Linked DNA regions of Mus musculus: regions 1 and 3 are each linked to region 2. A link is a loop called in an ENCODE intact Hi-C map of the cell type or tissue named here. Cell type or tissue: gastrocnemius. All regions are shown on one strand. Each heading gives the region's core, and the rest is flanking DNA. Links, peaks and the distances in the headings are about the cores only. Region 1 holds the start of Gm25726 (a small nucleolar RNA gene). Region 2 holds the start of Vmn1r20 (vomeronasal 1 receptor 20). Region 3 has its middle 11 kb from the start of Herc6.

What was found. Hi-C counts contacts between places; a loop is a spot of excess contacts. Peaks named below come from ENCODE experiments on the same cell type or tissue, not always from the same donor. Only the 100,000 strongest peaks of a DNase experiment are listed, where the experiment ranks them.
Region 1: a loop joins it to region 2, with 3 times the contacts of the local background. A loop is called at or near these places in 7 of 42 quality-filtered maps.
Region 3: it touches region 2 in a loop (6-fold over the local background); 24 of 42 quality-filtered maps call a loop at or near these places.

Annotation. Positions count from the first base shown.
Region 1 is chr6:57,854,879-57,865,816 of GRCm38, reverse strand. It overlaps Gm25726 (a small nucleolar RNA gene), which reads left to right and starts at 5,869; the gene lies at 5,869-5,997. In gastrocnemius, for the core only: a CTCF peak has its summit at 5,917 (motif pointing right); a DNase peak (open chromatin) is centred at 5,993.
Region 2 is chr6:57,424,399-57,435,336 of GRCm38, reverse strand. It overlaps Vmn1r20 (vomeronasal 1 receptor 20), which reads right to left and starts at 3,646. Exons shown (of 1, transcript NM_001101533.1): 1 at 2,735-3,646. The coding sequence starts at 3,646. The coding sequence ends at 2,735. In gastrocnemius, for the core only: a CTCF peak has its summit at 3,952; no DNase peak of the experiment used is centred there.
Region 3 is chr6:57,564,697-57,575,634 of GRCm38, reverse strand. No RefSeq gene overlaps it. Among named protein-coding and RNA genes, the nearest start is that of Herc6, 11 kb to the left of the region's middle. In gastrocnemius, for the core only: a CTCF peak has its summit at 5,006 (motif pointing right); DNase peaks (open chromatin) are centred at 5,022 and 5,216.

The DNA.
Region 1 (10,938 bases), core at 1,597-9,596, 430 kb before region 2:
TAGGAGATCATTCCATTTTCTGAGATCTCCTTCAATTTCTTTCTTGAGGGACCTGAAGTTATTTCATACAGGTCTTTCACTTGTTTCATTAGTTACCCTAAGATATTTTATAGTATTTGTGGCTATCATAAAGGGAGTTGTTTCCCTAATTTCTTTCTCAGCCTGCTTATCATTTATATAAAGGAAGGCAACTGATTTATTTGAGTTAATTTTATATCCAGCCACTTTGCTGAAGTTGTTTTTCAGTTGGAGAAGTTCTCTGGTAGAATATTTGGGGTCACTTATGTATACTATAATATCATCTGCAAATAGTGATACCTTTATTTCTTCTTTGCCAAATTGTATCGTCTTGATCACTTTTTGTTGACTTATTGTTCTAGCTAAAACTTCAAGTACTATATTGAATAGATAGGGGGAGAGTGCACATCCTTGTCTTGTCCCGATTTCAGTGGGATTGCTTCTATTATCTCTCCATTTAATTTGTTATTGACTGTTGGTTTGCAGTAACTTGCTTTTATTATGTTTAGATATGGGCCTTGAATTCCTGATCTCTCCAATACTTTTAACATGAAGAGGTGTTGTATTTTGTCAAAAAAAATTTTTTTGCATCTAAGGAGATAATCATGTGATTTTTTTCATTGAGTTTGTTTATATAGTGGATTACATTGATGGATTTTCATATATTGAACCAACCTTGCATCCCTGAGATGAAGCCTACTTGATAGTAGTGAAGGATGATTTTGATGTATTCTTGGATTCGGTTTGCAAGAATTTTATTGAGTATTTTTGCATTGATAGTCACAAACCAGATTGGTCTGAAGTTCTCTTTTTTGGTTGGATACTCATGTGGTTTAGGTATCAGAGTAATTATGGATTCATAAAAGGAATTAGGTGGTGTTCTTTCTGTTTATATTTTATGGAATAGTTTGAAAAATAATGGTATTAGGTCTTCTTTGAATGTCTAGTAGAATTCTGCACTAAATCCACTTGGCCCTGGGCTTTTTTGGTTGGGAGGTTTTTAATGACTTCTATTTCCCTATAGAATATGGTCCTGTTTAGATAAGTTTACCTGCTCTTGATTTAACTTTGGTATGTGGTATCTGTCTACAAAACCATCCATTTCATTTAGATTTTCCAGTTTTGTTGAGTATAGGCTTTTGTAGAAGAATCTGATGATTTTTTTGAATTTCCTCCATTTTTGTTATGTCTCTCTTTTCATTTCTGATTTTGTTAATTTGGATACCACTTCTGGGCCCTTTAGTTAGCTTGGCTAAGGGTTTATGTATCTTGTTGACTCTCTCAAAGAACCATCTTTTGATTGTGTTGATTCTTTGTATTGTTCTTTGTTTCTATTTGGTTGATTTTGGTCCTGAGTTTGACTATTTTCTGCCCTCTACTCCTCTTGGGTGTGTTTGCTTTTTTTTGGTCTAGAGCTCTCAGGTGTGCTGTTAAGTTCCTAGTGTAAGATCTCTCCAGTTTCCTTACGAAGGCATAAGTGCTATGAATTTTCCTCTTAGCACTGCTTTCATTGTGTCCCATAATTTTGGGTATGATGTGTCAACATTTTCACTAAATTCCAGGAAGTCTTTAATTTCTTTCTTATTTCTTCCCTGACCAAGTTATTATTGAATAGTGAGTTGTTCAGTTTCCACATGTGTGTGGGCTTTCTGTTGATTTTGCTGTTACTGAAGACCAGCCTTATGCCATGGTGGTCTGATAGAATGCATGGAATTATTTCAGTCTTCTTGTATCAGTTGAGTATTGTTTTGTGACCAATTATACGGTCAATTTTGGAGAAGGTACCATGAGGTGCTAAGAAGAAAGTGTATTCTTTTGTTTTAGGGAGAAATGTTCTGCAGATATCTGTTAAATCCATTTGGTTCATAACCTCTATTAGCTTCACTGTGTCTCTGTTTAGTTTCTGTTTCAATGACCTGTCCATTGGTGAGAGGTGGGTGTTGAAGTCTCACACTACTGTTATGTGCATTTTGAGCTTTAGTAAAGTTTTTTTGTTTTCTGTTTTTTGTTTTTTGTTTTTTTTTTATGTGGGTGCCCTTGCATTTGGGGCATAGATGCTCAGAATTGAGACTTTCTCTGGTGGGTTTTTTCTTTGATGAATATGAAGTGTCCTTCCTCATCACACTTGATAACTTGTGGTTGAAAGTCTATTTTATTGTATATTAGGATGGCAACTCCAGCTTATTTCTTGGAACCATTTCCTTGGAAGATCTTTTTCCATCCTTTTACTCTAAGATAGTGTCTGTCTTTGTTATTGTAGTTTTTTTTGTTTGTTTGTTTTGGTTTGTTTTGGTTTGGGTTTTTTTTTTTTTTTTTTTTTTTTTTTTGTATGCCACGAAATGCTGGATCTTGTTTGGGTATCCAGTCTGTTAGCTTATGTCTTTTTATAGTTGAGTTGAGTCCATTAATATGGAGAGATACTAAAGACAGATGACTGTTGGTTCCTGTTATTTTTGTTTTTGTAGATGACTTTAAGTGTTTGTGGATCTCTCCTTTTGGCTTTGTTGAAAGATGCCTAATATCTTGTCCTTTCTTTGGTGTAAGTGCCTTCCTTGTGTTGGAGTTTTCCGTCTAGGATCCTCTGTAGGGCTGGATTGGTGAATAGATAGTGTTTGGATTTGGTTTTGTCCTGAAATATTTTGTTTTCCACATCTATGTTGATTGAGAGTTTTGTGGGGTATAGTAGCCTGGGCTGGCATTTGTGTTCTCTTACAATCTGCACGACCTCTGACCAGGCTCTTCTGGCTTTTAGTGTCTCTGTCAAGAAGTCTGGTGTAATTCTGATAGGTCTACCTTTGTAAGTTACTTGGCCCTTTTCCCTTGCAGCTTTTAATATTCTTTCTTTGTTCTCTGTGTTTAGTGTTTTCATTATTATGTGACAAGAGGATTTTCTTTTCTGCTCCCATTTATTTGGTGATCTATAGGTTTCTTGTACCTTTATGGCCATGTCGTTCTTTAGGTTGGGAAAGTTTTCTTCTATGATTTTGTTGAAGACATTTTCAGGTCCTTTGAGCTGGGAATCTTTGTTCTCCTCTATTCCAATTTTCATTATGTCATGAGTTCTCTGAATATTTTGGATTAGGAGATTTTTGTATTTTGAATTTTCGTTGCCAGTTGTTTCCATCTCTTATACAATATCTTCTACACCTGAAATTCGTTCTTCTATCTCTTGTATTGTGTTGGTGATACTTACATCTGTAATTCATAACCTCTTTCCTAAGTTTTCCATTTCCAGGTTTGCCTCCACTTGTTTTCTTTATCGTTTCTACTTCCACTTTTAGGTCTTGGAGTGCTTTATTCAATTCCTTCACCTGTTTGGTTGTGTTTTCTTGTATTTCTTTAAGGGATTTATTTGTTTCCTCTCTAAGGGCTTCTACCTGTTTACCTGTATATTCCTGTATTTCTTTCAGTGAGTTATTTATATACATCTTAAAGGACTATTATCTTCATGAAATAGGATTTTAGGTCAGCTTCCTGATTTTCACATATGTTTGTGTATTCAGGGCTTGCTCTGGTGAAAGAGCTGGGTCCCGATAAGACCCATGTGTATTGGCTTCTGCTGCTTATGGTATTGTGCTTGCTTCTCACCATCTGGTTATCCCTGGTGTTTGGTGGTCTGGGTGCTTCTGTCTGAAGTCTGCCTCTTTTGTCCCTGGGTTGCTTCAGGTTTCCTGGTAGGCCTGCAGCCCTGGCTGTAGCAGACCATCTGTAGGACCTTCCAACTGGGGGCTCTTCAGAGGGGCAGAGAAGCTACTGATCTGTTGCCATGGCTGCAGTAGATCTTCTGGGAGGCCTTAAGATGGTTGGGTCTTCAGAGAATCAAGCTGTTGTCCAGTGTGAAGCTGTTCCCCAGGTGTCCTCTGGACAGTGGTTTCTGTTTCCCTGTGTGCAGTAGAACTCCAGGGAGGCTTTTGTTCTGTTGACTCAGTTGCCCTGCATGCCACAGATTCCCCGGGAAGTCTTCAGACTGTGGTGTCTGTTGTCCCTGTGTACAGAGGAACTCCTGTGATGCCTTTCAGCTGTGGTGTGTTCAAGGGAGCAGACAAGCTGGTAATCAGTTGCTCAGTTTCTCTTTGTGCAGCGGATCTCCTGGGATGTCTTCAGGCTGTGGTATCAGTTGCTCTGTGTGTAGCAGATCTCCAGGGATGCCAGTTGTCCCTGCGCACAGTGGATATCCTGGGAAGTCTCATGCTGCTCTCTCAGATGCCCTGAGTGCAGCAAATCTCCTGAGATGGCTCAGAATATGGTATCTTCAGGGGAGCAGTCTGTCTCAGCAGAAAGGACAACACAGAGGGGAGTGATATTCAGAGGGCAGGTGTTTTGGGGGATGATGTGTCCCAAGTCCACTGGGCTCCCAGCAGCAGCCATGGGACTTTGGGAGGGTTCTTACCAACTGCTCTGAGTACAGCGCATCTTCTGGGATGGCTCAGGATATGGTGTCTTCCGGGGAGCTGACTAGCTAGCAGTATCATTTTATATTTTCAAAAAGCTTTTTCTTAATTTATTGAGTTGATCATGTGGCTTTTGTCTTTAAGTCCATTTATGTGGTTTACTACACTTATTAAGTTGTATGTGTTGAGCCATCCCTGCTTTTAATGGAGAAAGATAAAATGATCATGGGTAGACCTTTCTTTTCTTTTTTATGTATGCCTGTGTTCTGTTTGCAACTATTTTATTTATTTATTTAGTCCATTCTCCTAAGGGATATCAGCTTGTAGTTTTCCTTTTTTGTTGGGTCTTACTTAGTTTTGGTATTAAAGTTACACTGGCTTTGCAGAAGTAGTTTGAGAGTCTTCCTTATGTTTCTTTGTGTTAAAAAAAAATGTGTGAGAAGGATGGGCTCTAGACTTTCTTTGAATGTCCAGCAGACATTCTGCTGTGAATTTATTGGTCCTAGAATTTCCTTGGCTGGAAGGCTTTTATTATTATTTAAGTCTCCTCATTTGTTATTGGTCTGTTTAGATTGTTAATGTCTTGGTTTGATTTTGTGATTTGACAGAATTGGTCCATACAGGACCTTTCGATTTTCCTGTTTAATAGAGTACATGTTTTTAAAATATCCTCTTACAATAGCCTAAATTGCTTTTGTGTTACTTATAACATTTTCCTATTCATTCGCTTCTGTGTTAAGTTCGGTTCTATCATTCTCTCTCTCTCTCTCTCTATCTCTCTATCTATCTATCTATCTATCTATTTATTTGTGTTGTTTTCTTTGTTTATGTTTTATTGATTTCTGATTTATTTTCTATTATCAATTTGATTGTATTTGGTTTTTATCAGTTTGAGTTGTGTTATCATGTCATTTATTTGTGCTGTTTGTTTCTATTTTAATGTCCAAACTTAGAGCTATAAATTTTCCTCATAGGATTGCTTTCAATGTATCCCATAGGTTTTACCTTATTATTTCATTTTCACTTAGTTAACAGGAAGTTTTTATTTCTCCATTGATTTCTTTTTGGATACTGTCATCATTCTATAATATGTCGTTTAATCTCTAGAGTGTTTGTACTTAATAGAGATTTGTTTGCTATAAATATTACATTTTATTGCAGTGTGGACAAATTGGATACAATGAGAGATTTCAAACTTTAATTTTTAGTGATTTGTTTTTTATTTTGGGATGTGGTCTAATTTAGAAAGGTGGTTTTTGCTGCAGAGTAAAATTTGTGTTCTTTGATGTTTGATTAGAAAATTCTGTAGATGTTTGTTAAGTACATTTGGTGAGTAATGTCATCTATTTATTTGATGTTTCTGTTTATTTTTGTCCAGATAACCTACCTATTGGAGAATGTTGGGTATTAAAATCATCTATAATTAATGGATTGATGTTAATCTGTGTCTTTCAATCCCCCTGCCCAATAGAAGTATTGCAGTTGTGGCTGCTGTGTCACATGTGTGTCAGTAGGTGGCAGACAAGATGCTTTGTCTGTGCTAAGTGTTCTCACATATGGACATCTGAATGCTTAGTAGCCTAACATTCGCTGAAAAAAACCGAGCCTGAGACTATCACCATCTGGTACCGGGGACCTGCACAGGGAGCTACCCTAAGACAACAACCACTCTGGTACAAGGTGGGCTGGGGCTAGCCAGAAACCTGCTAGAAGAACCCAGTCTGGTCTATGGTGCCCCAAAAAAGGAGCTAGCCTGAGATGAACACCAGTCTGGCACTGCCCAGACCTGGGGGAGGAGGGGAGACCATGCTCAAGAAGACCCTCCCCCTACCACACACACACACACCATACTGCATAATGCATAGTGTTAGAGGGCTAACAGGGCATAAGACTCCTAAGATCACTCCTGAAATGACTCAGATATTCAGACCCTGGACACCACTAAGAAGAGCAAGTAAGTGATAGAGAAATAGAAGAGAAAGAGAAACAGGAGGATGTAAGCACAACTAAGAAAGGTAGAATTCAATGTTAATTTAAAAAAAAAAAGCCTGATATGAGTTGTCAGTGACGCCACCTGGGACCATGATGCGGTCTTGACCTGTACTGACACTGGAGGGTGTTGGGTAGGGGTGGTATCTGGGTCTGTTGCACTGCACAGTGGTCTGTTACCACCGAAGTACAGGAGGACATCCTTGGTTTGAACTGCTACTAGGGACATGTTGATGTCTGAGGACTGTGAAGAACTGGCTTCACCCTTTACCTGGGCATCCTGGGAGAGCTGGCCCTGGAGGCATGAGAACAAGAGAGCTTACCTTGCCCCTAGCCAGCTGTACTCTGGAGAGTTCCCTGCACATTTTGGGAGTTGCAATTGAGTCGGTGTGGGATAGCTGACCCTACCACTCATCTTCCTCTGGTAGCATTTTCCCCCCTTACCACGTATGGCAGGCTGGAGACCTGGCCCTGGGGTGAAGAAAGCAGGAGATCTGGACTTGTCCTTCAATCTGGCTCGCCCTTCACCTGTGCAGCACAGTAGAGCTAACCTGGGATATGGGAGTTAAGATAAAGTTGGCCTTAAGGACTTGAGTGTGGGAGAGCTGGTCCTGTCTCTTGTCTACTGTGCAGTGACTTCCACAAAGAAGAGATTTCCTCCTCTCTCTTTTGCCCTTACCACCAGAGGTGGGTGGAAAAGTTGACCCTGACAGGATCATGAGACCAGGAGAGCTATCCCTACCCTTCACATGCTGCAACATTTGAGAAAGCAAGTCTTGTACTTCACCTGCACAGCAGGATATAGCTGGCCCTGGTGGCAGGGGTTGTAGATGGTCTGGCCACAAGGGAATGGGAGTGTGAGTCTGCTGGCTGACAAGGTCAACTACCTCTCAGGCCTAGATGCAGGCCTTTGAATTGGTCTGCCTCAGCATCTACCCTATCAATGAACTGCCACTGTGCATGAAGTACCATTTCTACAGAGCCAAAACTATAGGATCACCATGACACAGGGCAACAACAGGATATCAGAGAGGAGTCTCAGTGAGATTCCAGTATTGATAGAGTAGTAGAAGCCAGAGGCCTCATACCATGACTTGTTAGTCATTACAATGAAATTTTATAAGAAAGAAGTGTGGACAGAAGTGAATAATGTGGGACAACTGTGACACACTACAGATTCCATGATGAGATTATTTTTATTTGTTGGGAGGGAGGTTGCAAGGGTGGAAGGCCAGTACAAGAGGAGAGGGATTCTGGTACCTGATGTGAAGTTCACAAACAATTAACAGATTTTAAAACCTTAGAAACAAAAAGAAAAGACATTAGTTATCCCTGAGTTTGGCATATATATGTTTAGAGTAGTAGTTTTTTCTTGGTTCACTGTTCCCTTGATTAGAATGAAGTGTCCCTCTTCATCTCATCTAATTAGTTTTAGGGCGAAGTCTATTTTGCCAGTTGTTTGGATAGTGACTCCTACTTTGTTTCTGATTCCATTTGATTGGAGTACTTTTGCCCATTCTTTAACCCTGACGTAGTGTTTAATACTATGATGTGTTTCTTGTAGGCAGCAAGCAGAGTTTGGTTTCTTGATCCTTTCAGTCACTCAGTAATTTTTGAGTGGATTGCTGAGGCGATTCATTCATACATCATTATTGAAATCTGTGTGTTACTTCTGATCATCATGTTGATTTTTGGAGTTGTTCTTCATGGTACTTGTTATTTTAATAATTGTAGTTTTATATTTTTTCCACTGTCTCTCAGCTTTCATTATTCCTCTTTTCAGGCCAAAATAATGTTCCGTGTATTTTCCTACAGTATGGCTTGTTGAATTTTTTTTTCAGACCTTTAATGTAGAAATTTTTTTTTTCTCTCTCAATCATGGCAGCCATTTTTCTGGGTATATCACTTTAGACGGAATGTTATTTAGGACTTGGGATATATTGCTTCAGGCTCTTCTAGCTTTAAAGTTTTCTCTTGAAAAATCAGCTGTTCTTTTTTTTTCTTTTTCTTTTTCTTATTACATATTTTCCTCAATTACATTTCCAATGCTATCCCAAAAGTCCCCCATAACCTCCCCCCACTTCCCTACCCATTCATTCCCTTTTTTTTTTTTTTTTTTTTTTGGCCCTGGCGTTCCCCTGTACTGGGGCATATACAGTTTGCATGTCCACTGGGCCTCTCTTTCCAGTGATGGCAGACTAGGCCATCTTTTGATACATATGCAGCTAGAGTCAAGAGCTCCGGGGTACTGGTTAGTTAATATTGTTGTTCCACCTATAGGGTTGCAGATCCCTTTAGCTCCTTGGGTACTTTCTCTAGCTCCTCCATTGGGAGCCCTGTGATCCATCCAATAGCTGACTGTGAGCATCGACTTCTGTGTTTGATAGACCCCGGCATAGTCTCACAAGAGACAGCTACATCTGGGTCCTTTCGATGAAATCTTGCTAGTGTATGCAATGGTATCAACGTTTGGAAGCTGATTATGGGGTGGATCCCTGGATATGGCAGTCTCTAGATGGTCCATCCTTTCGTCTCAGCTCCAAACTTTGTCTCTGTAACTCCTTCCATGGGTGTTTTGTTCCCAATTCTAAGGAGGGGCCTAGTGTCAACACTTCAGTCTTCATTCTTCTTGGTTTCATGTGTTTAGGAAATTGTATCTTATATCTTGGGTATCCTAGGTTTTGGGCTAATATCCACTTATCAGTGAGTAAATATTGTGTGAATTCCTTTGTAAATGTGTTATCTCACTCAGGATGATGCCCTCCAGGTCCATCCATTTGGCTAGGAATTTCATAAATTCATTCTTTTTAATAGCTGAGTAGAACTCCATTGTGTAAATGTACCACATTTTCTGTATCCATTCCTCTGTTGAGGGGCATCTGAGTTCTTTCCAGCTTCTGGCTATTATAAATAAATCTGCTATGAACATAGTGGAGCATGTGTCCTTCTTACCGGTTGGGACATCTTCTGGATATATGCCCAGGAGAGGTATTGCTGGATCCTCCGGTAGTACTATGCCCAATTTTCTGAGGAACCACCAGACTGATTTCCAGAGTGGTTGTCCAAGCCTGCAATCCCACCAACAATGGAGGAGTGTTCCTCTTTCTCCACATCCTCGCCAGCATCTGTGTCACCTGAATTTTTGATCTTAGCCATTCTGACTGGTGTGAGGTGGAATCTCAGGGTTGTTTTGATTTGTATTTCCCTGATGATTAAGGATGTTGAACATTTTTTCAGGTGCTTCTCTGCCATTCGGTATTCCTCAGGTGAGAATTCTTTGTTCAGTTCTGAGCCCAATTTTTTTAATGGGGTTAATTGATTTTCTGAAGTCCCCTTTCTTGAGTTCTTTATATATGTTGGATATTAGTCCCCTATCTAATTTAGGATAGGTAAAGATCCTTTCCCAATGTGTTGGTGGTCTTTTTGTCTTATTGACAGTGTCTTTTGCCTTGCAGAAGCTTTGGAGTTTCATGAGGTCCCATTTGTCAATTCTCGATCTTACAGCACAAGCCATTGCTGTTCTATTCAGGAATTTTCCCCCTGTGCCCATATCTTCAAGGCTTTTTCCCACTTTCTCCTCTATAAGTTTCAGTGTCTCTGGTTTTATGTGAAGTTCCTTGATCCACTTAGATTTGACCTTAGTACAAAGAGATAGGTATGGATCGATTCGCATTCTTCTACATGATAACAACCAGTTGTGCCAGCACCAATTGTTGAAAATGCTGTCTTTCTTCCACTGGATGGTTTTAGCTCCCTTGTCAAAGATCAAGTGATAATAGGTGTGTGGGTTCATTTCTGGGTCTTCAATTCTATCCCATTGGTCTACTTGTCTGTCATTATACCAGAACCATGCAGTTTTTATCACAATTGCTCTGTAGAAAGCTTTAGGTCAGGCATGGTGATTCCACCAGAGGTTCTTTTATCCTTGAGAAGAGTTTATGCTATCCTAGGTTTTTTGTTATTACAGATGAATTTGCAGATTGCTCTTTCTAATTCATTGAAGAATTGAGTTGGAATTTTGATGGGGATTGCATTGAATCTGTAGATAGCTTTTGGCAAGATAGCCATTTTCACAATGTTGATCCTGCCAATCCATGAGCATGGGAGATCTTTCCATCTTCTGAGATCTTCTTTAATTTCTTTCTTCAGAGATTTGAAATTTTTATCATACAGATCTTTCACTTCCTTAGTTAGAGTCACGCCAAGGTATTTTATATTATTTGTGACTATTGTGAAGGGTGTTGTTTCCCTAATTTCTTTCTCACTCCATTTATTCTTTGTGTAGAGAAAGGCCATTGACTTGTTTGAGTTAATTTTATATCCAGCTACTTCACCGAAGCTGTTTATCAGGTTTAGGAGTTCTCTGGTGGAATTTTTAGGGTCACTTATATATACTATCATATCATCTGTAAAAAGGGATATTTTAATTTCCTCTTTTCCAATTTGTATCCCCTTGATCTCCTTTTGTTGTCTAATTGCTCTGGCTAATACTTCAAGTACTATTTTGAAAAGGTAGGGAGAAAGTGGGCAGCCTTGTCTA
Region 2 (10,938 bases), core at 936-8,935:
ATGGTGTGTGTTGTGGCTAGGATCTCCTGCCATTAAGAGAATAACCACCCTAAGAATAACTACCCTGAGCAAGGAGTCTGTCAAAGCAGGAACTTGTTTTATTGTATCAGTCTTTTGTTTATATACGGTTGAGGAAGGAGGTGAGGATTTTTGGTGAGGTGAGATGACATAGGGGGAGGGGAAGGGTGACGGGAGGAGGGAATGAGGTGACTGACAGAGCCAAAAAAGTTATTCTATGTCAGCAGTAACTAGGCAAAGACAGGCTTAAGCAGGTCGTGCTGAGTAACTGCAGTAAGGAAGTGATTGAGACAGTTTTCAAAACCCAAGCCAGGCTCCGGTTTGTCCTCAAGGCCCAATCCAGGGCCAAGATAGGGCCGACAGGAGAACACTCTTCCATTGCTGATGGAAATGTAAACTTGTGCAACCACACTGGAAATCAATGTTGGGGTTTCTCTGCAAACAAGGAATAATTCTACATGAAGATTCAGATATAACACTCCTGGGCATATACTCAAAAGGTGCTTCAATATCTCAGAATCTTGCTCAATTATGTTCATAGCAGTCAGAAGCTGGAAACAACCTAGATGTCCCTCAACTGAAGAAGGGATAAAGAAAATTTGGTACATCTACACAGTGAAGTATTATTCGGCTATTTGGGAAGGGGATAGGGGATTTTCGGAGAGGAAACTGGGAAAGGGGATAACATTTGAAATGTAAATAAAGAGAATATCTAATTAAAAATAATAATAAAAAATTCAAAAAATCCAAGACATTATGAATTTTTGTTTCTCAATTAAAAAATCATAATTTTAAATGGGGGAGGCTATGGTGATTAACACTTCCACTCCCAGAGCTGGAGAGGCAGTTACCGAAGAAGCCCTTGGACCACCATCTTGACACAGCTCAGAGAGAGAGAGATGTTCTATTAAGACAGCAGGTGAATGGCAATAGCAAAACAAACAGAAAGAGCAGGTGACAGCCAACATTGCCTTCTGGCATCCATGTGCATATATATATATATATATATATATGTGTGTGTGTGTGTGTGTGTGTGTGTGTGTGTGTGTGTATACATACTTCATCTGTGTACACACATAGATCCATGCATACAGATACACAATGAAAACATTTACAATATGTATGTGTGTCTAAACTATTTTTATTTACCAACAATATTTTAAAACATGCAAATGAAATGAAGTTCAAATAAACAGGCACATGGTATTTTCATATAAGAGTCATTAAGTAATGAAAGAAAATGAGATTTTGTATCTTGTGATTCATGTGAAAGAGTTGTCTATGAGCCCCTGACCTGGGGCCGAGAACAAAGCAGAACAGACAGGGCTGTTGTTAAGACATTCCTAAGAACAGCTTGATTGTACAAGCAGGGCTATCTTGTCTGGGTCAACACCACCTGGCCGGAACCTCCCCTCTGTCTACTGCCCCTTGATGCCTGGTAAAGTCATATATCAACTGGTTGCTATGTGAACAAAGATAAGCCCCCAGCCCACAGGAACAAAATCCTGATGCCCTGTAATCTTTCTGTTAATGTTTGAATAAGCCAATAGTGTGTCGCTATGCTGAATTCCACACCACTAAGCCCCTTACCCCATAAAAACCCCTAGCTTTCGAGCCTTGTGACCGTTATCTCCTGTGTGGGATGCATGTCAGTCCGGAGCTCCCTCATTAAACGACCTCATGTAATTACATCAAGAGATGGTCCTTCGTGATTTTTTGGGTGCACGCAGAATCCGGAATTGGGTGGGGGTTTCCCCACTAGGTCTAACAGTAACTGTAGCAAAAAAATGGGAATTTAAATTTGTAGTATTTTTATGGATCCAGAAAAGTTATAATTAGGGAATAGAAATAAAGCTACAATAAAATATTTTAACTATTCTTTGATGAGCAAGAGTACAAAATCTTTTTGGAGAGAAAGCTTAGAAAGTCACTATCAGCAAGGATCTCCTTTTGAGTAAACTCGGCAGCAAGGGAATATTCATTTTACAAAGGAGAAAGGAGAAAGGAGAAAGAGAATTTATGTGGAAATATCAATTTATTGTGTACAATTAACTTTAAAACTCTATGGTTCTTAACAACAGAAATGTCAAAAGAATGTATTTGTGTAATACCACAAATTTTAATTAAATCATATGAAGAATCGTGCTTTGCTACCTGAACCATTAAAGTTTAATTTTGTTTTTGGTTTTTTTTTGAGTTATTTATTTATTTATTGATTCATTCATTTAAATCCCAACCAGTGTCCCTTTCACAGAGTTCCACTTCCTATCCCTCATCCCCTTCTTCTCTGATATGGTGTCCCACCCCATTGTATTACACCGCCCAGGCAATAAAGTCTCTGCAGGGGTTAGGTCAGCCTCTCCAGCTGATGCTAAACAAGGCAGAACTGTTGGGGAATGGATTCCATTACAGACAGCAACTTTAGGAACAGGCACAATTTGCTGGGGAATTCACGTGGAGACTGGGCTGTACATCTGCTACATATGTGCTAGGGACATTAAAGTTTAAAAGAAACAAACTGTACTTTAGAGAAAAATAATTGGTGCTGAACAGAATGATTCCTTATAGCCAATCTATAAGTCCAATTTCAGGATTTTGCATGACATCTCACCTCTGCGGGTAGCAGGAATGCACGTATAGATACATGCTGGCACAACAACACTCATAGGTATAAATAAATAAATTAATAGTTTTTTAAAGAAATGAAAATATCTTTTTAAAAAAATCTCTGGTGGTGCTTTGAGTACATGTTTTTCACCATAATTATTATTCTGTTATCAGAACTGATTTGTACCAAAGGACTAATTGTGGGATAGGCATACATCAAAAACTTCTGAACCCTCAGGATGACTGTGTCATACCTCCACAACAGAACTGATATGGTTGAGATGATGAAGTCCACCCAGTACATGACCACAAAGAAAATCACTAGCAGCAAGATAGTCTGGGTGGCTCTTTTCTCAGGGGATGCTCTCAGGTGCTTGATGCTATGAAGGTGCTTGCACTGCCTCTGATGTCTACATAAGATAATCACCATGTATGTACTTGTGGTTAGCATCATTCCTACAAGAAATACATCTCTGGAGGTTGTCACTGTAAAAATGAATACCCTGATGATGGAGTTCATGCGGAAGAGTAAGCAGGATTTAGTGATCTGCATCTGGTTAGTCTCACTCACATTAGTAAAACCACGAACATAGAAGATCCGGCTACTACTGTAGGAAAAGCTGAAAGACCAAATACATAAGAAAACATAGACCATGTATTTTCTTAGTTTCTGTTTAAATTTTGCCAAACAAGAAGTACTGGGACTGATTGTGACAGCCTGGAACACACTCAGGAGGCAGCTGGTGCAGATAGAGAGGCATCTCATCACCCTACTTATGTAAAAAGTTGCCTTACATTTGAAGTCATTATTAATATTCAGTGACTCAAATATGTCTGTAAGCAACAGGTCCCCTCCGGTGAGGAACACCATTATGTGAATGAAAGTCAGTTGACAGGAGATCAAGTCTGTGGGCTTAGGTCTGTGACCTACAATTATGAAAATATAGAAGCAAAGAAGAGACATATTTGCTAGGACTCCAAGTCCAGCTTGGAAATAAAGGACATTCTTGAGTGAGAACATAAGTAATAATTGTATTCATCTTAAGAGCATTGTAGAAATGTATTTCAAATATCTGAAAAAGATAGAGTACACATCAAGCTTTTGATACACTGGATAATAAGACTCTGTCCTCATTTCATTTTTCATACTTGTTGATGATTGGCTTGTCTCTTTAACTTTTGATGTTCCAGATTTTACATCATTGCCTACATTTCTACATGCCTTGCATGCATCTCCTGTATACTTACCATATTATGAACAATACATTTATTCACACATATTTAGACAGAATTCATAATTTGTGAGCCTGTAGTGCCCCCTAGTCTCATGCTTTAGAAATCCAGCCCTGTTGATTTAAATTGACTCATTTTATACTTAACACCTAAAACAGTAGTGGTGAGAACAGATAACCGATTTGTATAACTGAATAAAACTTACATTGATATGGAAAATAGTCACAGAAGATAACAAAAAAATTGAGGTGAGGCTATAATTATACTGTCCTCTATTTTGTGCAAATACTTTTGTTTTATCTCATAATTCTAATGAAAGCATGGTGCTAATTCATGATAATCCCACTATTTTAATTAGCAAAATATCTTCCTCAATTCATCTATTTTTATGTTTCTTTTTAACAAATCCATAATCTGCATTTAAGACTAGATACAGTTGGAGACCACTAGTATACTTTCCACATCCTATTAGCATTAATTATCATTATAAATATTCATAGATGGCACTCAGCTTAGTTCCCATCTCATCACCTTTTATGAAACTGGACTTCAGGTTTAAAAAGCCTGACTCCCACCTCCCATGGCAAACACTGTTTTTCTCTTCCATTTGAATGGAATTGTAAATTGCTAATACAATCAGAAGTTATGTCTTTTCAGCCATTCGTATTGGCATTTTACCTAACTACCATTTTCTTCTCTATTTATCTTCCTCCACTCTCTTGGAAGCCCCCCTTTCCTATTTTCCTGTTGAGATACTTGTACCCTGCGATTCTGCTTTCTATTGCTCCCACCCCCAACCCTATCCTGGCAATGGTTCTGTTTTCCTTTTCTGTTTTCTGTAGTTACCACATAATCACACCTGAACATGTATCATTTGGAGCCTCCAACAAGATGGAACATGTGGTATTAAAATAATCACCATTTTCCAAACATTATGACAAACATGAACTTGTGTGGAAGATTTCTAGTTTAAAACAGATTCCTTCCCATGCAATAGAAAACTAAGTCCCCAGAGTTATCATGTGTCATCAGCACTCACACATGTTTTATAGATGCACTCAACAGTCTTACCTTTAGTGCCCATGTTTATTATTTGCCATGATTACCAAGATCAATTTATTATGGGACTAATTTAATTTACTTCTTTAAAGTCAGCTTGTGATAGAGAAATAGAAAACAACTATACTGGCCCAGATTCTTGTGAGGAAATGTGAGCCTAATTATATTTTCAACTTCACTAGTATACTCCATATATATAGATACACACATGCACTCATGTGTAGAAATAATGCAAAAGATATTGCCCGAGACCATCCTATAACATATCCATTAATACGACAGCATAAATCACACATTTTATATTTATATAATTTTTCTTCCTAAAAAGTTTAATCTTGTAAAGCAATAGATTCCTCAAAACTGCCAGAACCAAATATCTGATTCTCTCACCAACATACATTTATATTAGCTTCACCATGATGTTATGTTTTTAAAAGTTCTAGGATACAGGGTATTGATGTACCTGAGTGGTCAAGAGGACTTTTTGCTTTTGCAAAGACGTTTACATTTGTAAGGATAATTTTAAAAGGATTTAAAAATGAGGTGAGAGTTCCAAATATTTTTGAACTACATATAAAAGATCTACTTTAGTAGAGACCATTGAAATAGATTAAAGAATCTATGTAAAGCATTTAGAACTTTTATGCTGTTAAGAGGATTTTGTTGTTTACTATGTCATTAATTGAAACTTTCCTAAGAATTCCTAAGTATATTTAAACTTACCAGCTTGTTTCATATAAATAAATGCACACAGTTAACTCGAAAAAAGTAGTAAAATGAGAAAATACAAATTACAATTTAAATGTACATTATTTAAATGTACATTAATATGTACTCCTGTGCACCAATAAATGTCTGTGTTTTGTTTTTTTACCCTCTGAGGTATCCCAAGTATTTTGCTACAAGGATGGAAAACTAACACAGTTGGCCATACCTAGGTGAAACCATGATGTTAGAGTGCACTCTCAAGAGAATCCTCTGTCAGATATGCTCGTGAAAATATTGAGACTAGAGCTACATTTTAAATATATATCAGTGTACAATCATTGTAAAAAAATGAGGGGTTTGATGACATTTTTATTTAATATAAAATACTGGTTGATCATCTTCACCCTATGAGACTTTCCTGTCTCTGTTCATCTTCCTGCTGGTCCCTGTCTTCTTCCCAATACCCACTTCTACTCTCACATATATTAAGAAATCAAATTAAGTGAAATCTATGTCCTGTTATTAATCACTACACTGATAGTTTATGTCTTAAAGCATCTCTTTTATTTGCTTTTGGTATAACTCAAAAGTAAAATTCTAAGCAGAGACTTCTCTAACAATTTATTACAGAATCATGCTTCATTCTAACAACTACCTACAGCTCTCACTATAATGAAGAGAAAAAGAAACACTCACCCATCTGAGCCTTTGAAAGACATCTATACAGAAGGAGACTTGAAGAAGTAGTTATATAGATGAAAGGTTATTATCTCATCTCCCTCTACACGAATGCTTATCATGTCATCTGGAGAAGGCAGCTTTGACTTTAAGGATGTTAGAAAGTGGCACTATCAAATTGAAAAGTGAACTTTCCTAATTCTAGGAGAACAGTGGAGTAGAACCAGCTGAGCTCTGGGTTTCCCAGGTGTAAGCTGTTCTCTGTAGGCATTAACTGTGTGTGTGGATTAATTGATACAAGTCCTTGTGAACAAACAAAAGTAACAATAATATCCAATTTTTAAAAAGTAGAAAAACATTTTACATTCCACAAGGTATCCATCCTGCTTTTAAAACATTCATGGTATCCTCTATACATACTTGACAGTGGATTCATGGATTCACCTAAAATTTAGCATCTCTTTTGCTAAAATTATGAAAATGTTACCTCTACCAAACATACTTGGTGAAAGCCATTTTTCTTACAAAGCAAAAAGATGGGAGATAATATAACTCTATTATCACCAGAACTTAAACTATTGGTCTATAAATGTTGTTTATTTGGTAAAGTGTGTAGAAGTATTCTGTCATAGGTCATCATGAAATAAATCAACTCTTGAAATTATAAGCACAAGCTAGAGAGAAAAATGCCAAGTCAATGGCAAAGAAAATACCTTCACCAAGATCACAGAAGAATACTGCCGGAAAACCACACCCATACATTTATAAGAAGCACACAGAACCAAAAGGGACAAGACCAGAAGCAAAAGTTTTTATGTATCTTATAGTTAAAACACTAAGAATCTAAGAATATAAAACAAAAACTGGATTGAAAGTTCTAAGAGAAAAACTGCAAGTGACAAAGAAAACCCATCAAATGGAAAAGTGAACTTTCCTAATTCCAGGTTAATAGAGAAGGCAGAAAAGTCTACAGAAGTGCATCTTAAGTTGTAAATGACAATGCAAAATAATATACCTAGCATACAGAACCTGTGTGTGTGTTTACACTTGACCAATAAGTCATTAACATCTTAGAAAAAATATGTATGAAACTCAGGGGTGCAAAGTTTCTAAAAAGAAAATATACAATTGGATTAAAAGCCACAGATTGACATCAATCCATTAACAGTAGAAGATTTCAATACCCAACATGAGGTGTGTCCTAGGTTGTTAATATTTTCAATGTGAGAATGAAGATACTTGCCTTTCTCCATGAATCTGAGCACTTGGAAAGTCTTGCAGAGGTCCTCCCACTCCCTATTCTCTCACCCACCACAACCTCTTTCTTCTCTCTCTCTTTTTTTTTGGTCTTTGTCTCTCCCTGTTTGCAGCAGAGATAACATAATTAACTAAAAGAGTGGAAGTAGAGAATGCTGTAGAAGAGTGTGAAATGATCAGCATATGGTCTTGGCTCTAACATTTACTTCCTAAAGTCTGGATAAGTGGAGATCGTGTTAGAGAGTTGCAGAGACACAGAGAGACTCTCAGTAGGAGATTTGTCATTTTCCTATACAGTAACCATCAAAAAGGAGGAAGCTATATGTAGGCATGGTGTGAAATTAGTGCCTATCTTCACAACTAGCAGGGAATTACTTGATATCTACTCAAAGAATGAAAGTAGATCAGTGTTCTGGATAGTTTTATGTCAACTTGACACAAGCTAAAGTCATGTGGCAGGAGGAAACCTCAATTAAAATATTTCCAAGGGAGGGGTGCTGTGATTAGGATGTAAAGCTGATAAAGTGAATCAATGAAAAAAAATAAGAGAAGGAAAATGAAAATGTCTCCAAAAGATCTATCTGTAAGCAAGTCTGTACTATGAGTGATCGATGGAGGAGTTACATGGTACCATCCTGGGTTTGTCGTCCTGGCTTCTAAAAGAAAGTCGAATTAGTAAGCCACATATTACAAATCACTAAACAACACCCTTCTATGGCCTCTAGATTAGCTCCTGCCTCCAGGTTCCTGTCCTCTTTGTATTTTTGTCCTGACCTCTTCCAGAGAAAGACTCCGATATGGAAGTATAAGCCAAATAAATTCTTTCCTTCTCAACTTGCTTTTGAACAAGATGTTTGTCACATCAATAGTGAGCCCAAGTCAAGTTGGTATTGGTGAATTTCTTTGCGAGACCTGTCCATATGATTTGGGATGGATTGTGGAAGTACATTGGTCCTTTGGATTAGCATGCCATTGACTGTTGAGATCTTGGTGGACCATCCTCTAGGAGATTGGAACCTAAGAAAACAGTGTGGATGATGGAGATCTGTCTTTTGTTGTTTCAGAGGAACGTTTAAAGACTCTATCAGGAACATTTGCTATTGAATGAAGATTTCATGGTTCTTGTTAGCTGGGGCTGGGGCTGATGCATCAGCTGTTATTAACAAGAAACCAGAACTACTAAAGTGAAACCTTTTCTTTGCAGAAATACTCTATTCTTACCCACAGGGACTGAGAATTTAGTGGTGATTGGAAAGACACCAGCGTTGTTGCATTAAAAATCTTTTTTTTTTTGTACTTTCTTTTTTTTTAAATTAGGTATTTATTTCATTTACATTTCCAATGCTATCCCATAAGTTCCCGCTCGCTCCCTGACCCACTCCCCCACCCACCCACTCCCACCTCTTGGCCCTGGCATTCCCTTGTACTGAGGCAGATAAAGTTTGCACGACCAATGGGCCTCTCTTTCCACTGATGGGACAAGGCCATCTTCTGATACATATGCAGCTAGAGACACGAGCTCTAGGGGGTACTGGGTAGTTCATATTGTTGTTCCACCTATAGGGTTGCAGTTCCCTTTAGCTCCTTGGTTACTTTCTCTAGCTCCTCCATTGGGGGCCCTGTGATCCATCCAATAGCTGACTGTGAGCATCCACTTCTGTGTTTGCTAGGCCCCGGCATAGTCTCACAAGAGACAGCTATTTCTGGGTCCTTTCAGCAAAATCTTGCTAGTGTATGCAATGGTGTCAGCGTTTGGAGGCTGATTATGCGATGGATCCCCAGATACGGCAGTCTCTAGATGGTCCATCCTTTCATCTCAGCTCCAGACTTTTTCTCTGTAACTCCTTCCATGGGTGTTTTGTTCCCAATTCTAAGAAGGGGCAAACTGTCCACACTTTGGTCTTTGTTCTTCTTGAGTTTCATTTGTTTAGCAAATTGTATCTTATATCTTGGGTATTCTAAGTTTCTGGGCTAATATCCACTTATCAGTGAGTACATATTGTGTGAGTTCTTTTGTGATTGGGTTACCTCACTCAGGATGATGCCCTCCAGGTCCATCCATTTGCCTAGGAATTCCATAAATTCATTCTTTTTAATAGCTGACTAGTACTCCATTGTGTAAATGTACCACATTTTCTGTATCCATTCCTCTGTTGAGGGGCATCTGTGTTCTTTTAAGCTTCTGGCTATTATAAATAAGGCTGCTATGAACATAGTGGAGCATGTGTCCTTCTTACCAGTTGGAACATCTTCTGGATATATGCCCAGGAGAGGTATTGCGGGATCCTCTGGTAGTACTATGTCCAATTTTCTGAGGAACCACCAGACTGATTTCCAGAGTGGTTGTACAAGCTTGCAATCCCACCAACAATGGAGGAGTGTTCCTCTTTCTCCACATCCTCACCAGCATCTGCTGTCCCCTGAATTTTTGATCTTAGCCATTCTGACTGGTGTGAGGTGGAATCTCATGTTTGTTTTGCATTAAAAATCTTAAAAGTATTCTTGAGAGTCACCACACAAAATCAGTGTTCTAGACACAGGTAATAACTTCGGTAGTGTATAAGTCACCCAGATGGTGTGGTTATTATATGGGGAGCAGCCACATTCCTAACATTACTCTTTTGAAACTCAGATTGACACACTGATACAAGTAGAACAATTGCTTTTTTTGGCTTTGAGGAAGAGTACTGTAGATGAAGAACTACACCACATAGTGCCTAGACAATGGTAGTCATGGCTGAATAGGGAAAGCTGCAATATTTATATACTCATCATGGCATCCAAAGTAAGTGTGTGGTATCAAGAGTTTACTGATGTATTTATCAAAAGATGGCTTACTCCAAAGGATATACCTGAGATCTTTTATTTAATGGAGATAAAAATACTTTTAATGTCAGGGTATTTGTTTTATTTAAGTGGATTAGCTATTTAAATTTAATTTTCCTGGTAGAAGAGAAATGGCTCAGTTGTAAAGAACTCTTGCAGTCTTTCAGATGATTCAATTTTAGTTCTTAGCACACACATTGGATAGCTTGAATCTAGAGGTTTACTGATAAAAATTTCCCCATTACTCTCAAGAAGAACCTCCAAAGTTTTATTTGGATGACTATACACTGAATAAAAGTAAACTTTCAAGTCCTAGTGAATATTGTCTTTGAATTGACAATGATTCTGGAAGACATCAAAAACATCGTGGTTTTCCACTTGGAGTATTTGCTGATGGCTGTCTGGTGATTGGTAGAATTGTTTCTAACATTTGATTTATAGTATGGCCACAAACTCAAGCTATGCTTATTTCCAGAATCCCAGAATATGTAATTAAGATATTTGTCTTAGAAGATGGAAGGGTCTACAAAAGGAACAGCTCTCACTTCATAA
Region 3 (10,938 bases), core at 1,421-9,420, 140 kb before region 2:
CTATACCTATTATTCTTAGGTGTGGTCTTTTCATAGTGTTCCAGATTTTCTGGATGTTTTATAGCAGAATTTTTTAGATTCAACATTTTTGCTGACCAATGTATCCATTTCTTCCATACTTGAGATTCTTTTTTAACTATCTTGTCTTTTGATGGTGAAACCTGACTCTGTAGTTCTTGTTTGAATTCTTAAATTTTTTATCTCCAGAATTTGCTCAGTTTGGGTTTTCTTTACTGATTCTATTTCAAAATTCAGGTCTTAAACAGTTTTATTTATTTTCTTAGACTGTTTGTATTTTCCTAGATTCCTTTAAGGGATTTATTCATTTCCTTTTTAAAGACTTGTATCATCTTCATAATATTAATTTGAAGGTTTTTTTTTAATGTGTTAGAATATTCAGGGCCTGCTATGTAGGATAGTGGGCTGTAGTGTTCTGGGTGTTATTGTGTTCTCATGCTGGTATCTAGGCATCTAGGTTTGGGATGTCTATAGCTCTAAGTACTGATTTCTGGGCCTGTCTTTGTTCACTTAGTGTTTTCTTCCTTGAGTTTTGTTTCCTGTCTAGATTTTGATTAAAGGCATGTGCCACCACTGCCCGGCCATCATGGGTGTTTTACTGAAGAGCTGGGCATGAAACTCAGGGGTTGGATCTGGAGGAACACGGCACTTGATATATTCTTAAGATATTAAATAATGCTACTCTTAGTTTTAAAGAAATTACAAATTTAATCAAATTGTGTTTTTTATAATCATCTTACTTGTTATAATTGTTTGCTTATCCCAATTTCCTGTCTTATATGAGCCTAGTTTTTATGTCTAACTGACTCAAGTTTTGTTGTTGTATCTATTAAAGTTTTATTCTCATTATTCAGCATAATTTGGATTTTAAGAATTGTCAAGTCCCAAGAAAACTCCAATTCATCAAATTCCAAAAGGCAGTACATATGTTCAGAAAGGACAGTCTTGGTCCAGCTCAAACAGGATTATAGAATGATTTTTGGGAGTTAGGTTAAAGCTAGCATTCCTCATGAACTAGTGAAATGTTTTGTGTCTGCTAGAGGAAATCATCTTTCTTGCCTCTGGAAGAAGCAAAATATGGTTCTCTGTTGTCATCTTTCTGTGGTTGCATACCAAAGCCCATGCTGGCTCTAGTTTCCTACAGTCCCTATTCAAAAGAACTCATTATATATTTCAAGGTCTCCACACTGTCACCCTATTCCTTCTGACCTCCTCCTCTACCCTAAACTCTCAGGCTTCTTCCAGCTCACAGGCTTCCTGCCTCTCAGTTATTCATCCATCCTTTATATAACAGGTAATTCTCTACTATTCCCACTTTTAGGGTGCAATTCTGATGATAAGGTCCTGTTCCCCAAATGGTTCTTGACCTGTCAGTAAAGATAACCATGGGTTAATTTCTGGGTAGAAGGGACAAGTGAGACTTCCGGGTCCCTGAAGGCAGGCAGAGGGACACAAGGAAGGAGAAAGGAGTCCACCATGCTTTGGAGAGAGGAGAGTCAGGCAACCATGTGAGATCTCAAAACACAGTAGCCACACAGGCCACTCCTACAGGCAGGTGGTCAGGGGAATTTACCAACTGAAGTTTGGGGCAGGTGAGAGAGATGGAGATAAGAATCTGATAAGGGCATGCTTTTCCAGGTGGGAAATAGTAGTGCCCAACAATTGTGCCAAGAAGGCAAGTTGAAATTGAATGACTGTGTGTCTGTGTCTTTTATCTAAGCATTCAAGGGAAGCTGGGAGGGGGCCGGTAGCATGGTCACTTCTCAGAACTAATGTTGGGTAAAGCATAAAGCTACATGCAGTGCCCACTCTTGCTATTCCTATTCCTGCTTCCCTAGCTCTGGACGTGTCCAGTCTGCTTCTTTTTCCTCTCTGTTCTGGACTCTTCCAGATGTGTCTGGATATTTTCTCTCTCACACCCACAGTAAAAACCTTTCCCCTAATGAGTGGTCATTTTGGTTGTTTCATTATTGCTCCTTGCCCCTGCTTACACCTGGTCCTATAGACCTGAGAAGATCACAAATGCCTTTCTTCAAGGGACCTGGTCTCTCCTAAATGAACCAAGCTACTAATTTCATCCATCTAATGTATGGATCATTTGTTTCTGCTGGCTTCTGCCACCTACGATATTCCACTCTAAATTCTAGAGTCCACTTTCCAGCCACGCTCCTTTACCTGCTTTAACCACTAATCTCTCCTTGCCTGTTGGTTTCTTGTTAATTCTGAGATTTGAGAGAAATTCTTGAAAGTCACAATTGTCCAAACTAAAACAAGGTGTATTTGAGTGAGCTGTAGGCTGTAGAGCTGACTATCTCTCTTAAGTTTGAGCTCTCCAAGAGCAGCCCTCACTGGCCTCTTGAAGTTCTTTTTATACAGGAGGTGAGTTCACACTGGGTGAGAGAGTTGTGGGTTAATGATTGTTAAAAGGGTATGATGAAGAGGGGAGGAATAATGGTAAGGATAAATGTTAAGTGAATAGGGGTTGCAAACAGTCTGCATCAAACCAGGAACTTAATCTTCATTGCAAATAAAGGCCTTAATTAGTAAGGACTTGATACCAGACAGAAAGACTTATGATCTCTTAGCTAGATTTTAGCACCAAGCTAACTGTTTCAGCTATAAACAGAACTCTAACCCAACACAATATGTTATCTGTTTTGGTTTTACTTCTCCTGGAGCTTACTATACCCTCCTGACATCTATCACTTGGGAAGGTTCTATCTCTCCTTGGCTGATGTGACTTGGGGCATCTCTCTGCTAAGGCACTTACTCTTCTTCTTTTGGAATTCTCCCTCTGGTGGAGTTTCTATGTGACCCTTTCCCATAAGTCCCTCCTCTCTCACCCTCGATGTGCTCATGGCTTCCTCCCCACCTGTCTCACAGCTTGCTCCTGGAGCTTGCTCTGCCTCATTCACCTCCTAGAGCCTAAACTAACCATGGGTTCTTATCCTGTCTTTTAATCACTTCCCCTCCATGGACTCAGAGATTCCATTAAAGTCTCACTGACTTATTGCCACCAGCTTGGCCCCAGTATAACCTAGATCATAAGCCTCAATAACCTGAAGATGGCACACTCAATTTCCAATTTCCCATGAATAGTAACAACTTCTGCCTCTGCACAAGCACATAATCCCCAAATCATCTTTTTTGGCTTTCTTTACTCTCCACTCCTGAAAATCTCTTAAGTTTTTTTTATTCTCTGCTTTAGAAAAAGTCTTGTAAACTTTCCATGTCTTAGAATTTGAAAGTTATGGTTCAAAGATCTATAAAATCTATCATTTAAAAAGTTAGCTTAAAACTTGTAACAAAAAAGATTGATAGTTAAAAATCTATACAAAGGTAATCTTAATTTGCTACAGCATGTTAGTGTGATAGTGCAAGATAATGCAGAAGTTCCTCCATCCTTAGGTCATCTTTAAGCTTGACTAGAATTTGAACTCCTTAGGCCATTGAGAATCTGGTCTCCACGGAAAATTTCCCAACACTATCTAGAAACCCAAGGGCACCATGTCCTATCTAGCCGATCATAACTTCTGTTACACTGCCTGCTTTCTTAGAATCCCTCCATCCAGCAAATTGCTTTAAGAGACTCCGGGGTGTCTTGAAGTGACCAGATCAGACTGAATTGGCAGCAATCTCAGGCTTATTGGTGCAGTTCTCTGGCAAGTTTCACTGTGTGACCAGAAAGCAGTCTGGAACAAGAGGGAGGTCAAGACATGGCCAAACCTCAAAAATCTCATTCTGAGACCAGCAAGAGCTAGTACTGTTTCCTTCTTTCTCTGGGCCTGCATGTACTTAGCCTGTATGACCACCACCTCTGCCAGCTTTGAGATAGTCACATAGTCTGGTGGCCACATTACAGTTTTAACTTCCCCTTTCCCTATAAGGACATGTCCAGCCAGCACATGGAATTCCTCTTTAGGCAAATGAAGTAAGACCAAAACAGAAAACATTTTTTTTTTTTGCAGGATGAGAGGTCTAGTTTTAGTTGAAACAGTTTGGGTCTTCAACAATCATGGACTCATTGTTTGTTTTGTTTTGTTTTATTTTTCATGAATCCCAGGAGTAACAGATCTTCAACTCAAAAGATTTAATGCTCAAACTTAACAGGGATAAAATTGTTAGATCCTAATCATAGAAAAGCTACTAACTTGTAAACCCCTGGGCAAAGAAGTATTTCATGCCTCTCCCACTACCAGGGTCCTGCAATAACTCTGGAGACGGTTGGTTTGACTGCCCCACTCTGCTTTGCCAAGGTAGGCCAGTTCCTCCACATAAAGGAAAAAACAAAAACAAAACAAAAACAAAACAAAACAAAACAAAAAACCCCAAAACTCTCAGACCTTCTGGGTTTGGTGGCCAAAACCCAATGTAGTCCTGTGTGGTAGCTGGAAGACTTAACACTGTCCTGTGTGGAGACCAAAGACTCTGGCCCCCCAAAAGCTATTGAGATTACCATGGGGGATACCAGGCTGGCTGTCCTTTTAAGTGATACAGAGGTCATTGATGTATACTTTCTGTTCAACATTATCCTTATATTTCTGTGATGACATTGGTGGAGGAACAGAGTGTTCAGTTGGAACCTGTGGCTCACACACACATCAGCTCCCCCCATCCATTAAAAAGCCTATTAACTCTGCAGAGAAGCCTATTATCTTGGTGTCAAAACTTGGGTAGAGTTGAGCCCCCGGGCAGGTTGGATAGGCTTCTATCCTTCTATTTTCTCTCCTCCTGAGGTGACCAATTTTGACTTGAGGTAAACTAACCTTACCAGTAGCCAACAAAGACTTCTTCCAGGTCCAGGACCCATCAGGCTCTTCCCAAGAGGAGTAGCTGCACCAGAGCAACCCCATCCTCAGACGTCCCTGGAACGTGTCTTGCAAAATTTATCCAAATTGGGATGGTCTCAGACTTTGCACCCAAAACGCCTGATTTTTCTTTGTTTTCTTGTTTTGTGGCTTGGCTTCAGTACACTCTGGATAATACAAATAGCCACCAGAGGGCACTCTAGACTTTAGCATCCTCTTTGATCTTGAAATTTTCTTCTGGCTTATGGTTAAGTGGCCTGAACTCCTTTATGTTCAAGGGTTTTTTTTTTTGTTTTGTTTTGTTTTGTTTTGGGGGGGCGAGGGGGGGAAATGCACTCCTGCCCATCCCTCTGTAGCCAATGCTTAGCGGCCCAGGTCTGGTTGGCCAGGTTTACAGCACCACTAGACACCCTTTCATCTGAGGACTTGTATCCTGAGCCATCTGCCATAACTGATTAGTCTCTCTCTGCTGCTTCCCTGATCCCCACCTCCTCCCCTGGACCTTCTACATTGCCATGTGCTTTACCCAGTGGCCAGCCTTCCTCCCTCTACCCTTCCCTTCCTCCTCCCCCTACCCAACCCTCCCCCTTCTACACTGCTTTACCTACTGACCAGCCTTCTTTTTCCTCTATCCTTTCTGCCTCAGAACCCAAGCTGGGAACTCATGACCCACCTACCTTTTTTCTGCCCTGCTATGGGCTGTAAACATTTTTATTCAACCAATAGATTTAAATTAAGAAACAAGGTTTGCAGAGCAAGAGGAAGCATATGTGAGAATTTACTGGTCTTGAGGCAATTAGGCCTTGGTACACATAATTTAGCATTACAATACATTGCAACTGACTAAGCCTCAACAATTCCTCTTTTTTTTTTTTTGTCTAAATAAGAAGGCCTTTTCTCTTATAATAATAAACAACATCTATTAAGAACAGAAATGAAACAATTATGAAAATTATTAGGTAAGAGTTAAATTCATAATGTCAAGTCTATTTATATGTGGCAACTTGATAAAGTATCCTACCATTATTCTATCTTAAAGGGTTCAGAATTTTGTATCTAACTCAGTTTCCATCCTAACTTACATTACTAACCTACAAACACCTGTTTATACTTCTTCCAACATTCATAAGACATTTTCTGGACCCTCTAACCATCCTTAAAACATCTCCTTAGACCCTTAAACATTTTCTTAGATCCTTTACAACTTAAGGTTATAATAAGACTATGTAGCTTCCAAAAATTATACAAATGACAAGACAGTCCCTAATATTTTCTAAAATACTAGACCATCATCTTCAGCCTTGTGATATCTGATCCTTTTGTGAAGCACGAATTATAAGGGATTTTCTAACCTTGTCTTGCCAGAGCTTGGCAGTCAATTTGCCTATATCTATTTGTCCTTTCTGGACAGCATTCTTTCCTGGTGGCTAGCTTGCCAAAATTAAAAGCCCAAATGGAGGTGCTTTGATTCACATCGCCTTCTTCCAGATCAAATAGAGTGCTACCAGTAGCTGACATGTCTTAATGTCAAAAAACAGCCTGAAATTAATAAAAACTTTTTTTGTGTGTGGATTTTTTGAGGCAGGGTGTCTCTATGTAGCCCTGGCTGTCCTGGAACTCACTCTGTAGACCAAGCTGGCCTCGAACTCAGAGATGTGCCTGCCTCTGCCTCCTGAGTTCTGTGAGTCCCTGAAGTTTTTGAAGACTAAATACGATAGATAGTAGAGTTCTTTCTCCAAAGAATGCCAAATACAAATGCACTGAACATTGGAAATGTACTTCTTTTTTTTTTTTCTTGGAATTTTCTTTATTTACATTTCAAATATCTTTCCCCTTTTCAGGTCTCCCCTTCGGAAACCTCCTCTCCCACCCTCCTATGAGGGTGCCTCTATGAGGGTCCAACCACATCCACCCACTCCCATCCTCCCACCCTGGCATTCCCCTACACTGGGGCACTTAACACCCTCAGGCCCCAGGACCTCTCCTCCCCATGATGTCTTACAAGACATCTGCCATATATGTGGCCAGTGCTATGGGTAGTTCCATGTATACTCTTTGATTGGTGGTCCACTCCCTGGGAGCTCCAAGGGATCTGGCCTGTTGACACTTTTGCTCCCTCCATGGAGCTGCGAACCCCCTTAGCCCATTCAGTCCCTTCTCCATCTCCTCTATTGGGGACCCTCGAGCTCAGTCCAATAGTTGGCTGTGAGCTTCCTTCTCTGTATTTATCAGGTTCTGGCAGAGCCTCTCAGGAGACAGCCATATCAGACTTCTATCAGGTGAATGTACTTCTTACTTGATCATTCTTGTAATTTTTCTTATTGTATGTAGTGTTTTATTGAGAGGGCTAAAGTGGGGAGATGTTAGGGTATACTGTGTGAAATTGTGTCTCTGTCCTTCTTCACCTACCTACATCATTCTTGGATTGTCTTTAGTAAAACAATGAGCTGGGCAGGAAGTGGAAGACGGGACTTCCTGAGAGGGAGAAAGGAACTCTGAGAAGGAGAAGAAGGGAAGCCTTTTTGTTAGGAAGGAGAAGGATGTGGTCACAGGCCTCAAAGGTATAGTTAGCCATGTGGCTGGATGGAGGTAGGTGGTTGGGTTAACTTAGATGAGCTAGATGAGAGCCAGTCCAGCTAAAACCCAAGGCTTTGAAATATTGAAAGGTCTCCATGTGGTGATTTGGGGCAAAAACTGGTTCAGGAATAATTGCCACTGTATTAATTTCCAGCATTAATTAATATATGGAGAATGCTAATAATCATTTTTAGTTTACACTTTCTAGACTCCAGTTTCATGTCTCTGAAAAATCACCATCTCAGTCTCAAGCCTGTCATTACCGACCTCCTATCTCAGGGACTCCTAATTCCTATTGACTAACCTTGCAATGCTCCCATTCACCCAGAGGATAAGCCCTACAATGTGTAAGCCCTCTGGTTCCTACTGCTTAGTACAGGACCTCCACCCTACTAATGAGGAAGTAATCCCAATTTACTCTGTGGTTATCAACCCATCCTTTCTAACTTTCTTCTTACAACTTCCCACTTTACCATACCGAACCTAAAGGACACTCTCTTTACTGTCCCCCTACACCCTGATTCATATTTTCTCTTTGCCTCTACCTAGAGGTCCCAGATACACAGACTTCAAGACAGCTCACATGGACAGTTCTCCTTTGGGGGTTTTGGAATAGTCCTCATTTCTTTGGCCAAGCCTTGGTTTGGGACCTCTCCTCCTTAGACCTCATTCCTCGAACACTTTATTGTGTTGATGATATCTTATTTTGCGGCCCCATCTCTGCCCCAAAAAGACACTTTGTCACTCCAAATTTGCCATCATGTACTTGGGTGTCCAACTCACCTGAATCTGACCTTTACAGAACTTGCAGCCCCTGATGACTGGGGATCAAATCCTTTCATTTCTGTATTCTTCTATCACTGGATCCCTAACTTTTTCATTACTTCCAAGCCCCTGTACCAGGCAGCCAGGGCCCTCATGGGGCCTCTCACCCACCCAACCATGCTCTGCCATGTCTTTACTGCAGGATGACCTCTTTGTGGTCCCTGTGCTGGCTGTCTTGGACTCCATCTGCCCCTAACACCTCTTTACAGATGAAAGGATGGAAGTGGCCATGGGTATCTTAGCTCAACATGCTGGGCCTTCCCATGGCCTATAGCTTTTTTTTTGTCCAAACAGCTAGATTCCACTGTATTTCAGTGATGTGTCTGAGAGCCCTAGAAGCAGTCTCAGAACTCACCTGAGAGTTTCTTCAAGGCCACACTGTTCCAGCCTATCACTGTATATTCTACCCACTGGCTCTCAGACTTTCTGTGTCATTTCTCTACTTCCTTTCTTGGGCCCTCGTGGCCCAAACCTTTCATCTATTGCTTTTAGAAATCCCCCATATTACCTTGACCTTCAGTCCTGCCCGAAATTCTGCAACCTTCCTCCAAGTTCCATTCCCCCCTGATACTCACCTCTTATTCCTGCCCAGAGGCTGTGAAAGCACATACTTACCGCATCTTGTTTCTCCTAGGCCAACTCCTCACAGACCTCCAACTCACCCTCTTTATGAATGGAAGCTCTCTCATAGACTGATTGGGAAACTGCTAGGGGGCCTATTCTGTAGTCAGCTCCATGGATACAGTTAAGGTAATACATCTGCTGGTAGGTTTAACTGCTCTGAATAGACACCATGAACAACACTACTCTTATAAGGACAACATTTAATTGGGACTGGCTTACAAGGTCAGAGGTTCAATCCATTATCATCAGGGTGGGAGCATGGCAGCATCTAGGCCAGCTGGTGCAGGAAGAGCTGAGAGTTCTACATCTTCATCAGAAAGCTGCTAGAAGACTGACTTTTTTTGGTTTTTTTTTTTTTTTTTTTTTTTTTTTTTGGTTTTTTGAGACAGGGCTTCTCTGTATAGCCCTGGCTGTCCTGGAACTCACTTTGTAGACCAGGCTGGCTTCAAACTAGGAAATCTGCCTCCCTCTGCCTCCTGAGTCCTGGGATTAAAGGTGTGTACCACCATGCCTGGTTTAGGACAAGAATCTTAAAGCCCACACCCATAGAGACACACTTCCTCCAACAAGACCACACCTCCAAATAGTACCACTCCTTAGGCCAAGCATACTCAAAGCATCATAGGACCTCTTCATAAAAGGCCAAATTAGTCACGTTAAATGGGGTTCTCCAGCCGGGTGTGGTGGCGTATGCCTTTAATCCCAGCACTCGGGAGGCAGAGGCAGGCAGATTTCTGAGTTCAAGGCCAGCCTGGTCTACAAAGTGAGTTCCAGGACAGCCAGGGCTATACAGAGAAACCCTGTCTTGGAAAAAAAAAAATGGGGTTCTCCAAATAGCCAAATGCCTATGGGATAACATCTATACCGATTTTAGATATTTTAATAGTTCTTTTGGTTTTTCGAGACAGGGTTTCTCTGTATAGTCCTGGCTGTCCTGGAACTCACTTTGTAGACCAGGCTGGCCTTGAACTCAGAAATCCGCCTGCCTCTGCCTCCCGAGTGCTGGGATTAAAGGCGTGCACCACCATACCGGGCAATACCCACTCTTATCATTTGGAAGGAAAGAGGTTTCCTTAGTGCCAAGAGTACTCTCGTTGTCAACACACCCCTTATAGCCAAACTCTTGGAGGCCCTCCAACTCCTGGCAGAGATAGCCATAATCCACTGCCAGAGGCACCACGCTTCCTCGGATCCAGCCACCTTGGCAATCCCAAAGCTGACACAGTGGACTAGGGGCTGGCCTCTAGCTCCAGCAGATCCACAGGACTGGATCCATAGGATACCTCTTTCTGGAACCCTTCTCTTGGCCTAAATATCATCAGGAGGAGAGAGACTCATTCCTCAATAAAAGGGCCACACAGACAAAGGAGGGATAGTTCTATTTGAACAACTGCCCCAGCCTTCCCCAGAATCAGGTGCTCTCAATTGTCTTGATAGCGTCAAGCTCTACACATTGGTACCAAGGGTCTATTCCACTTTCTAAAATCAACAATATTCATGATGTTTTATACTGTAAGTACTGGTGTTTCTTGATTAAATTAGTGTCTAAGGTGTCCTGTAGTGTAACAAACCAGGATTTTGAAAAAAAAAAAAATAAATCAAACAATTTGTATTTTACTAATAAAAGGAAATAAGCAATACTGCAACGATTCCTTCTAGGGTCTCATTGTACTTCTAACCATTAAAATAAAAGGTAATGTTTGGTTATATCTGTAAGGATGACAAAATTCTGGTTTCTAGCATGTTCCGATTTCTTGTTTCTACCTCTATTAATACATCAATAAAATAGAGCAAATAAGTATTCACATAGAAGGGATTATAATTTAAATATTGAAGACCAGTCTTTCCTAAAGTTATATCTAATTATGCCATATGATTTTAAACTATAAACTCAAACTACACAAAATCCCTGAGAGAGATGGAGGGAGAGAGCGGGAGAGAAGAAGGGAGGGAGGGAGGAAGGAAGGGAAGGAGGGGAAGAAGAGGAGGAGGAGAAGGGAGAGGAAGAGAGGAGGAAGAAGTCAAAGAGGGGAAGAAAGAAATAAAAAAGGAAGGAGAAGAGGAGGAGGAGAAAAGGAGAAAAAAT